2 separate regions of the Homo sapiens genome follow, and region 2 is linked to region 1. A link is a loop called in an ENCODE intact Hi-C map of the cell type or tissue named here. Cell type or tissue: Calu3. All regions are shown on one strand. Each heading gives the region's core, and the rest is flanking DNA. Links, peaks and the distances in the headings are about the cores only.

Region 1 (5,386 bases), core at 269-5,268:
TGACCGCACCTTAGAATCACCTGGAGAGCTTTGGAAAAAGCTCACTCAATATTCAAACCCCGCCCCAGTCCAAAGGTGGTGCCCAGATCAGCAGCACCGGCCTCACCTGGAAAACTGTCAGAAATACAAATCCTTCAGACCTACTGAGTCAGAAACTCTGGGGGTGGGCCCCAGCCATCTGTGCTTTAACAAGCCCTCCAGCTGGTTTGGACGTAGCTAAAGTTTTCTAACCACTGTTTTAGCACCCGTCACGTCTCCATCTAGTGCCTTGATCATAGACTATGTAGGTCAACAGAAAGTAAGCTTCATTTACGCCTCCAACAGTAATGAACTTGCTTCCAGGGCATCTCAGGGTTTTCATGCACATTGCTGTTGGTGCTGGGATAAGTTGGCAGCCTCTTTGAAGGGCTGTTTGGCAGTAAATCAAAATTTAAAAATTCATTTCATTACCCCAGCAATTTCTTTTCCAGGGATCCATTCTACTGAAATATTTTTACATGTGCATAAATACATGTATAGGGATATATAATGTAGGATTATTCATATTTGTGAATAATTGGATCTAAAATGAATAAAGTCTAGTTAAATGATAGCCATCTTTATTACAAAACACTATGTAGCTATTAAAAAGCTTATGGTAGGTCTCCATGTACAGGCATGCAAAGACCCACAAGGTACGTGGGAAGGTTGCACAGCTCAGTAGTTAAGTGCGTATATGCTGGAGCCGTGCTGGCTGGGCTCAAATCCCAGATCTGCGACTTATCAAATGTGAATTTGAACAAGTTACTCAACTTATGACCTATATAACCTTCATTTTACAGATGAGAAAACTAACACTAGACTATTCTGAAAATTTAACAATAAATAGTTAAACAGTGCCTGGTACGTAGTATGGGCTATAGAAATATTCATTAAATCGGGAAATATATTCATATATGAAAAAAAGGTGTAGAACAATATGCAATTTGGGTAAAAACTACACACTTGAGTATAGCACACATGGAAAATCTTGGTACGGTTGTGGATATCAAGAAATTTTCAGCACTGGCTTCCTTTACAGAGGGGAACTGAAGTTAAAGGTAGGAAACTAGTCTTACTTTTAGAATTAATTTAATACAAACAGCATCTAAAGTAAAAAAAAAATAAGTCAAACAGAAGTATAAAAATTGAAAAGTTAAAACATGTTGGGAATGTGAAAATGCTGAAGACAGCCTTGCCTGTAGCCAGGGCTCTTCCTGAGCTACCCGCTCTGGCTTTGGCTCTGAGCCCAGCTCGGTGTACCTTGGAGGTTCTTGTTCTCCCTCCTGAGTGTCTCCTGGCCCACGATGCTCTCCTCATAGGTGTTCTTGAGCTTGAGGAGCTCTGTACTGAGAGCCTGAACTTCCTTCTGAGAGGCATCCAGCAACGCCTGGGACTCCTCGTGCTTCTGCTTCCAGTCGGCAAGGGCCTTGCCAGACTGCAGCTGCTTCTGGTCCAGCCTGGCTGCTGCAGAGCGGACCTTCCCGAGGTCAGACAGGGCGTCCCCGAGCTCCAGCTGCAGCTGGTGCCTGGCTCTCTCCAAGGAGGCATTTCTGGCATTGGCCACCCCCATGGCTTCGGCTGCCTCCTGCAATCTAATTGCCAGTTCCTTCCTGAGAAAGGAGGACACCCAAAGAGTGAGTGAGGCAATAACTCTCAGAGAGCTCATCAAGTCTGCCCTGGATTAAAGATAGAGCTTGGGTGCAAAGTAAGATGGCGCCTCTGCAGTGGACTTAGTGGTATAAAGCAACAGCAGCTCCTATCTGAAAGTGACCTCACTGTCTATGACCACCATCCTCTGCCTCCTGTGTGCATGGGGTCTTTATTTTCCCCCTTTGCCAACCTGCACTTGGAACTCAGAATCTCTTTGAATTCCTACAAATATTTGCTTATCCTAAAGCTCTAATAAGCAATACTGACTTGATTATTTCCTAAGAAGGGGGAGAAAAGGAAGATTGTACTGAACACCCTACCAACAGTAAGCACCTTACAAATCTGTAGCCATATGTAGTCACTAAAGAGCTCCTTGGCTGTGTTGCTTCTAAAGAACACTCTCTTGCTTTTTCCTGCTTATTTTCTCTCATCATGTGGCTCCTCAACATGACACAATTCTTTCTTCTCTCCGAGTTTGTTCTCCACCTCAGCTCCTCTCTCCAGATTTATATTCCCAAACCCATCTCATTATGCTCACTTAACAGGTCCTACTGTTCTTATGGGGTTTTTTAGCCCCCATCTGCTGTTCCTTGGGCATCTCTGAGATGGAGTAATTTATTACAGTGCTTCTTTCTCCACCACCCCCGTAATATGCTACTATTAGGAATTCTAATGGATGAAATGTGTTCTGTTTCTTACATCTCCTGCAGGGTTGCTGGCAGTCCCATTCTTACTCATTCATTATACTTCTTAGATGAAAAGTACTGTATGTACCAAAGCTTTTTCTCATCTACTGCTATTAAACAGAAAAAAAGGTTCTCCGGAATTAATAGGACTGCATAACTAGCCCAACAGAGGAATGTGGTAATAAAGTCCCCTTTTGGTGGAATCCTGCAAAAACCCCTATGTGCTCAGGATCCAGGAAGCATCTAGGCTCTAACAACACTCTGCCCCCGGCTTCCTAGCCATACTCACTTCACTTTTCTGCTTCATGTTTCTTAAACGTTAAGAGGATATTCTGATGCTTTACCTGACTTAAGGCAGTAGGAGTCAAGTGAAATAATTACATATATTTTAACTACTTTAGAAATGCTTGTTGATAAAATAGGAGTTTCACTTTGGGTGACTGATCATACTGGACTGCCTGGGACTGAGGGGTTTCACCAGGTGATATGGTTTGGCTGTGTCCCCACCAAAATCTCATCTTGTAGTTCCCATAATCCCCACATGTCATGGGAGGGACTAGTGGGAGGTAATTTAATCATCGAGGCGGTAACCTTCATGTTGTTCTCATGACAGCGAGTAAGTTCTCATGAGATCTGATGGTTTTATAAGGGGCTTTCCCCTTTTTTATTCACTCACTTCTCTTCCTGCCACCATGTGAAGAAGGACCTATTTGCTTCCCCTTCCACCAGGATTGTAAGTTTCCTGAGGTCGCCCCAGCCATGGTGAACTGTGAGTCAATTAAATCTCTTTCCATTATAAATTACCCAGTCTTGGGTATGTCTTTATTAGCAGTGTGAGAACAGACTAATACACCAGGACATGAGACTTTCAAAGCTAAAACAGGAAACATCCAGGGCAAACTGGACAAACTGGTTACCCTTGTTTTACCAATAACTTTGTTCTACGTTTAATATCAACTACTATTTTGCTCCTTAACTTGCCAACCATAAGCACCTACTTAGTTATCTCGAATATGTAAAGGGATATTGGAAATTAAGAAACTAAATCCTTATCCTTGGGGAACTTAGAATTCAGAAGCAGTACAATGGGTCTTAGATAAGCTTGAGTCTGCTAAACTAACTCATCATTTGAACCCCAGCCTGGAAATCAAAGCAGGCAAATCTTTAACTTTAATAATAACAAAAGAAACCAGGACCCTAGATTGTTTTGTAGCTGCCTACCTCCCTGAGGTGATTTAGAGGAAAAGCATAATACAGACAAAGTTTTATTTATTCTATGTCCCACCAATTTGAAAGTAAAAAATTGTCTTCACAGAGTACCATGTTTGCCCTTTATTTTCTTTAGTTATTACATACTACAGAACTAGTTCCAACAAACCCATGTGGTCATAAAGTAATCTATATTCTTTTGCTCTTTCCTACCCAATCCCAAAAGAAACCATCAAACAGAATGATAGATAGGCAATTTCACCTGAATTCTTCAATCATTAGAAGGGGGAAAAATCTTACTTCAGAAGTAAATACCATATTTGGATATAAGAGGGCATCTCAGTTCAAAGCCAAAACTTTCTGTGGTCCAGAGTTTTGATAAAACATCTACTGCAGGTATTTTTAGTATCTGTCATTCTAAAGCCCTTTTTAAGTTACTGTGGGTACAGAGATGGATCACTTGGTACCCCTTCTGGGACAAAACACAGCAGCTGTTCAGCAATTGCACAGCAATGCCTCTCAAAGATTTAGGTGAAGAACTGAAAAACATTATTTCTGGTTGAAGCTAAAGAGAAATGTATTGATCTTCCCTGGATTTTTGCCAAGCTACCAAGCCAGGGACACATTCTTTTGAGTAAACCTTGAATGATTATAAGCTGGGGTTTGACAATTTCTCTTAAAGGTACAGTTTCCTGGCCTCTAAGCAAAATGCTTCAGTTCTATACCCTGGTACTGAGTCTCAATTCAGCTGTGCCCCAAACTTGTGTAACTCCTAAAAACTTTTAAAACCTTTACATAGAAATGGCTATAAAATTGATATTCTAATCTTAGGGGTGGCCTGGGGATGATTTCTTTTCAAAGCAACCTTTGTCCTAGAAGACATGACGACAGATCCTAACATTTTTTTCCAGCTTCCCTGTCCATCTTCACAGACTACTTTGTAGTCTACAAGTTGTAGACCAGGGACACAACGACTTTGATGGAGACACGTACACACATGGACTCAATTATTATGGCGTTACAAATGAAATACAGGGTTTTAAACGATAGCCTATTTTCACACCACGGCTCAAAGTCACATCTTTTATGAAAACTTCCCTTGTGCCCCTAGAAAGAGCCTCCTTTCTCTCCCCAGGACCTCTTTATAGTCTCTGTCACTTTGTATTATACTTTTTATATTTTTAGTCCCTCTACAGAGTGTGCTTCTTACCAGCAGTGCACGTTTCAGCTTTGGTTTTGGGCTTGTTCCTGCACTCGGCAAGGATTTGTTAAGTGCATACCATGAGGCCTTGGAGACAGAGTCATTATTCTCATACTGCTCCATGTGAGTAACTCCAGGTTAAGGATAGCCTTGCCCTACTCACTTGGCATCCTCCAAGTCTTCTGTTCTCTGGATGACATTGTTTTCATACTTCATTCTCCATTGCACCATTTCAGCATTGACTTTGGATAAGGTCCGGTGCAGCTCAGCCTTGACCTCTTGTTCTTCCTCATACTGCTCTCGTAGAAGGTCACAGTCACGCTGAGCCTTCTGCAGGGCATGGGCCAGGGCACTCTGGGACTGTAGGGGACACACATTAACAAAAAGGTCATGACCACCATGAGCAACACAAGTCTTGAAAGTAAGCTAATTTTTTTTTTAGGTAAGATTAATAACAACCTGCCACAAATTCAAGCCGAACCTGAACCTAGTAAGATAACACTAGGGAGAGAATTTGAGACAAGAGAAAGGATAGATAGTATCTAATTGCTGCCATTAAAACAGGGAAGGGAATTCTATTTAGAGAAATGCCAGCTTGGCTCTGTGGACTTAGACAGGC
Region 2 (5,386 bases), core at 245-5,244, 60 kb after region 1:
AGGCCCTACAGTGCTCATATTTTTAGCTCTGTGTTTTTCCAGTCAAGAGCATGACCATTTTTAAACTCAACAAGTTTCCGCTCACGTTAACAGTGGAGGCCATGCATTAGCATCAAATGTGCAGTGAAAGCCTGCATTAGAGATGATGGAGTGGGGCAACTGACAAGAGAGTTTCGTTTGGATGCCACAGGTGATGCACACAAACACCATTAAGATAAAATGTGCAGGGCTTTCCGCCCCCATTTCCCATCCTCTGATAGGGCCTAAGTCCTGACATGGATCAACATAGCAGGCAGGGACAATTCTCCCGAAATGAAAATGGACAAAGAGAAAAACATATATTACCTTCTCAATGAGATCTATGCAAGCTTGCAAATCCAGACCAAAGCCAATAGACACCCATTCAATGCTTTCTTTCTTATATTCCTCTTGCTCCAGAACAAACATGTGCCAATTGAAGAATTGTTGTAATTTTTCATTGGTAAAATTAATGCAAAGTTGCTCAAGGCTATTATACTTCAAGGATATGAATAGGTAAGAAGAAGAGATAAAAATAAAATTGAGGTCCACTTTCAAGAATGTCCAGTAAAGAAAAAACCATAACCATTATTATATGATCAGAAATAGACCCAACAAGTAACAAATGCTCAATTAACTTAATTAATTGTAATTTTGAATTGTAATATCATTAAGTACAATTTTCTAAAGATTATTACAATAATATAGCACTTAATGGTATTAAAATTTAAAATCATAATTAATTCCTTTACCTCCATTTACCTTTATGTAAGCCAGAATTAAGAAATCAATAAATACTTAATACCATTAAGTATAACAATAATTATTATTGATATTAATTATAGCTCTTTTCCAAACAAGGTAGCCCTTAAGGTTTGCATAGAATGATCCCCATGCTTTGACCATATTTTCCCATCTTCAAGTAACGTTTTCTAATCTTCTTATAAATATGCATTGACTTCCTTCTTACCAGATACACTTACCTCAAGGATTTCAAAACCAGTGATGTCAAGAATGCCAATGAAGAACTGCCTTGACAGCTTGGCATCCAGGGCCCTGTTGATCCGTGCCACTAGCCACTTAAACATCCTTTCATACATTGACTTGGACAGGGCACCGACAGCACAGGTTACCTAGAAATCACATTGAAAACACTCCTTCATCTGACTGAAGTGTTCATTTTAATCCCGGGCATTCTCTATCAGCAACTGCCTTCTAGTCAAATTAGGATGTCTTTATTGACCTTCTGTGCTTCCAACATTCTGCTGAATACAATGAGAAAAGGAAGAAAAGAAAGAGAGAGAGAGAGAAAAAGAAAGAAAGAAAGAAAAGGAGAAAGAGGAAGGAAGGGAGGGAGGGAGGAAGGAAGGAAGGAAAGAAGGGAGGGAGGGAGGGGGAAAATGAAGGGGAGAGGAAGGGAAGAAAAAGGAGGAAAGGAGATGGGTAGGAGAAAGGAGTAAGCTAGCCTGGTGCCTCTTTATGAAAACACAGATGAGAGGAATCATGTTCCTATTATTAAAGGACTAACTATCCCGGGGTATGGTGTGGTGATGTGTCCCAAAGCCTTGCTATTCAAAGTGTGATCCTAAGACCAGCAGCAGCACCACCTAAGAGTTTGTTAAAAATGCAAACTCTCAGGCCCAGTCCCAGACCTACTGAATCAGAATCTGTAAGCTAACAATCCCCAGCTGATTCCTATTGACAAAGACTCTCTCCTTGACCAAACTTTAATGAGGATCCTCTGACCCCTTGCCTCCACCTTACCTGTCCTGTCTTCAGCCTGTCTAGCCCAGCTGCAGGAAGAAGTCTGCTGAATCACTCACCCTTGATCTCTGATTAAATTCCTTATCCCTCACCTTTGATGTATATGTTCTTGGCCTGCCTTTAGCAAGAATCCTGTTAGGTCAATTTAAAAAAATCCTCCTACCCCCTGTTAGTAATTTTCCATCCACTGATCCCCTCCTTCTGGTCTTGGGCTGTAAATCCCCACTTATCCTTGTTTTACTTGCAGCTGAGCCCAGTATCTCTCCCCTGTTGCAATATATCTATTGCAGCAGTCCTGAATGAAGTCTTCCTTACCATCTTAATAAGATTCAGAATATTTGTAATACTATGCACAATAGTTTGAAAAGTAGTGGTATAGTACATTAGAAATTTATAATCCCTAACCCTTGTTCTGCCACTGCTGTAGCTGCTATAAATTGTGTAACCTTTGGCAAGTGATCTAACCTTTCTGGAAAGCAACATCTTCATCTGAAAAACACTCTTAAAGGATCTTCCTAGCCTTAGCTTCCAACTCTTTATTATATTAGTTCCCAGTTTTGCTCTCAACAACCTGGACAGAGAATAGCCATTTGTGAATCATTCTGACTCAGATTCTCCTGCTGTAAAACTGAGGCTGCCTTTTCCTTCCCTGGAGGGGTGTGGAAAAGGTTCTAAAGTAACCTACTGGGGAGAGCGCCAACCTTTGTGCCTGGATGATGCTCTACAAATGCAGATCCTACTTCCATAACTCCAATAGCGCTGCTGTAGTAGCAGGTTTCTGACATACTCCAAGGAAGGGAGAATTTTAGCTGGCCATTCTCCAAGCCTGGAAACAGAACGTGCTCCAATCACTTAACATTTAAAATAGACCTATCACATCCATCCTTCTGCCCAGGAGAGAGCACACAGCAGGAGCCAGTTGGTGTCTGGTGGTGATTTAGTTATGAGTCACCCACTCCCTGATCAGTTATCTTGAGTCATTTCCACAGTAATCCATAAGCCGGATGGCATCACAGTTTTTTATTATCAGCATCAAGAGCACACACGTACAAATAAAGCATCAAGAATGATTTTCATCCTCTGTAACACTGAAGAAATCACTCTGTCTACAGCAGTCACTCTGAAACTTTAAAAAGAACATGACTAACTTGCTCACCCCCTTTTAATTCCCTAAATACTTGAGAAGTGGGAGTGGGAGAGACACTGTTAGGTCAGGTGTGGCAAGTAGTGGAGAAACACAAGAAGAAAGCCTGGAAATGTAGGCAGTAGGATAAATGGATGGTAAAGGTCTGCTGAATGAATTCATGAAACAGATCAATATGTTGCTCACTAATTAATCATTTTCATCATTTTCTGTCCAATGGAGAGGAAATGAGGTGGCTAAATCTATATTTCCACTTTTCAAGGGTTAAATGCACCCATTTCTTAGCTCTTTTTAAAATAACCTCACAGAAGGCTTTGGTTACTGGGGGGCAATAGTGCATATAGAAAACAACAACAGAAAAAAAATAACAAAGTCAAATAGTTAATCTTTTTTGTTTGTTTTTGAGACAGAGTGTTGCTCTGTTGCCCAGGCTGGAGTACAATGGCACGATCTCAGCTCACTGCAACCTCCGCCTCCAAGGTTCAAACGATTCTCTTGCCTCAGCCTCCCAAGTGGCTGGGATTACAAGCACACACCACAATGCCCGGCTAATTTTTTGTATTTTTAGTAGAGACAAGGTTTCACCATGTTGGCCAGGCTGGTCTCAAACTCCTGACCTCAGGTGATCCACCCGCCTCGGCCTCCCAAAGTGCTGGAATTATGGGCGTGAGCCACCGTGCCCAGCCAAAATTTTTAACTATGTTGATCCCTCTCTTTCTCATCTGTAAAATAATAATAATGAAATATGTGTAGCTCAGGGTTGTTGTGAGATATCCAGTGAGACAGAGGATATAAACTGACAGCATATTTGACGCTTAGTATCCAATAAATGTTAATCCTCCCTTTTCCACCCCTTTTCTGCTTTTATCACTTTCTCATCCTCACCCCAGTATTTACTTACTAGTTGTGTCACCTTGAGTGGTTAATCTTTCTAAGGGTCACTATCTGTAGCTGTAAAATAGAAATAACAAGACCTACTTCATAGGCTTGTTATTCGATTAAATGAGATAATCCATACAAAGCACTTAGTACATCACCTATAGTTAGTACTCAGTGGACATTATTATTATTTTATTATTAATCATAAAGTAACTTATTTCTAGGTGACATAGTTAGAAATATCATGGAATCATAAAATACTAGACCTGAAGATCCTTAGTTCTTGATAGTCATATATAGCAGCTTTCACCTTGGGATGGTATCTCCTCAAAGGAGGAATGCATTTAGAAATGCAAGTGGCATTTTCTGGTTGTCACAGTGACTAAGAATGCTACTGGCATTCAGTTACCTGGGGGCCAGGAATCCCAAACATCTACAGTGTGCAGGACACTCTCATCCATAAAGAACTGTCCCATCTTAAATGCCAATTACCATTGAGAAATACAAAGTTGTTCAACCACTTCACTGTGGGGCTCAGAGAGATGAAGACAATTAACCAAGGTATCAGAGTTAGTTAGCATTATAGCTAGAACTAAATTTTGTATAGAATGTTAACGTTGCAAAAATTTTTCCCATCTTTTGCAATTGTCATCAACAGAGCATACATGTCTCTATTTTTAGCAATGGCAATTGTCTCTATAAAATCAGAAAAATTCCTAAGGGAAAAAAAAAAGCCTTAGAGCATGCTTTCTTACTATGTCTCCAGGAGAGAGAGAGAGAGCGAGAGGAGGAGGATTTTTTATTTTAATGTTGAATAATAATATATTAGCTTGTTTCACTGGTCCTATTATAGTAAAGGCTGGAGTCCTTACTATAATATTGTGTCTTTAATTCCTCAGAACACAATATTAGAGAGCTGAAGACTTGTTCTCAGCCCTCCTAGGGGCTCCTTATTTTTTTTTTTATTTTTTATTTTTGCTTTTTTTTGTTTTTATTATTATTTTAATTGATAAATAATTATATATATTTATGAGGTACAGAATGATATTTTGATACATGTATACAATGTGGTAATGATCAAATCAGGGTTATCAGCACATCTATACCTCAAACACTGATCATTTCTTTATATTAGAAACATTCCAAATCTGCTCTTCTTGCTATTTGGGCTCATTAGTTTTATACAGAGAAAAACCCTGTTCTATAAACATAGCATGTCATGCATGCATGTTGTGGTGAATGTCTAAGAAGGTATGAAACTGCTGAACAACTCTAACCCCCTGCCAAGAAATAGCTCAGTTATGTGTCCTGCTGATCGTGATTCAAGTTTAGCTCAATGTAGTCTATTTTAACATGCGTGGAGCACTTACGGCTTACAGGGCATTGTTTTAGATGCTTGGAGTACTAAGATGAATTAGACACAGTTCATGCTTCAAAGAGGTTAGAAGACAAAAATCTAAGCAGATTATTTCAATATAGTATAGTTAGTATTATAGTAGAGGTAGAATTATCCATTTATAGAGTAAGCTAAATTAATAAATTGATTTTGATCAGTCATTTAAATGTTTTAAATAACACAGA

What was found. A loop is a pair of places that touch in the nucleus more often than their neighbours do. Peaks named below come from ENCODE experiments on the same cell type or tissue, not always from the same donor. Only the 100,000 strongest peaks of a DNase experiment are listed, where the experiment ranks them.
Region 2: a loop joins it to region 1, with 2.6 times the contacts of the local background. A loop is called at or near these places in 8 of 110 quality-filtered maps.

Annotation. Positions count from the first base shown.
Region 1 is chr3:108,409,302-108,414,687 of GRCh38, forward strand. It overlaps MYH15 (myosin heavy chain 15), which reads right to left. Exons shown (of 41, transcript NM_014981.3): 30 at 4,931-5,127; 31 at 1,282-1,631. Among named protein-coding and RNA genes, the nearest start is that of MYH15, 99 kb to the right of the region's middle. In Calu3, for the core only: no CTCF peak of the experiment used is centred there; a DNase peak (open chromatin) is centred at 3,240.
Region 2 is chr3:108,469,697-108,475,082 of GRCh38, forward strand. MYH15 (myosin heavy chain 15) reads right to left here. Exons shown (of 41, transcript NM_014981.3): 13 at 1,002-1,151; 14 at 346-516. Among named protein-coding and RNA genes, the nearest start is that of MYH15, 38 kb to the right of the region's middle. In Calu3, for the core only: no CTCF peak of the experiment used is centred there; a DNase peak (open chromatin) is centred at 2,695.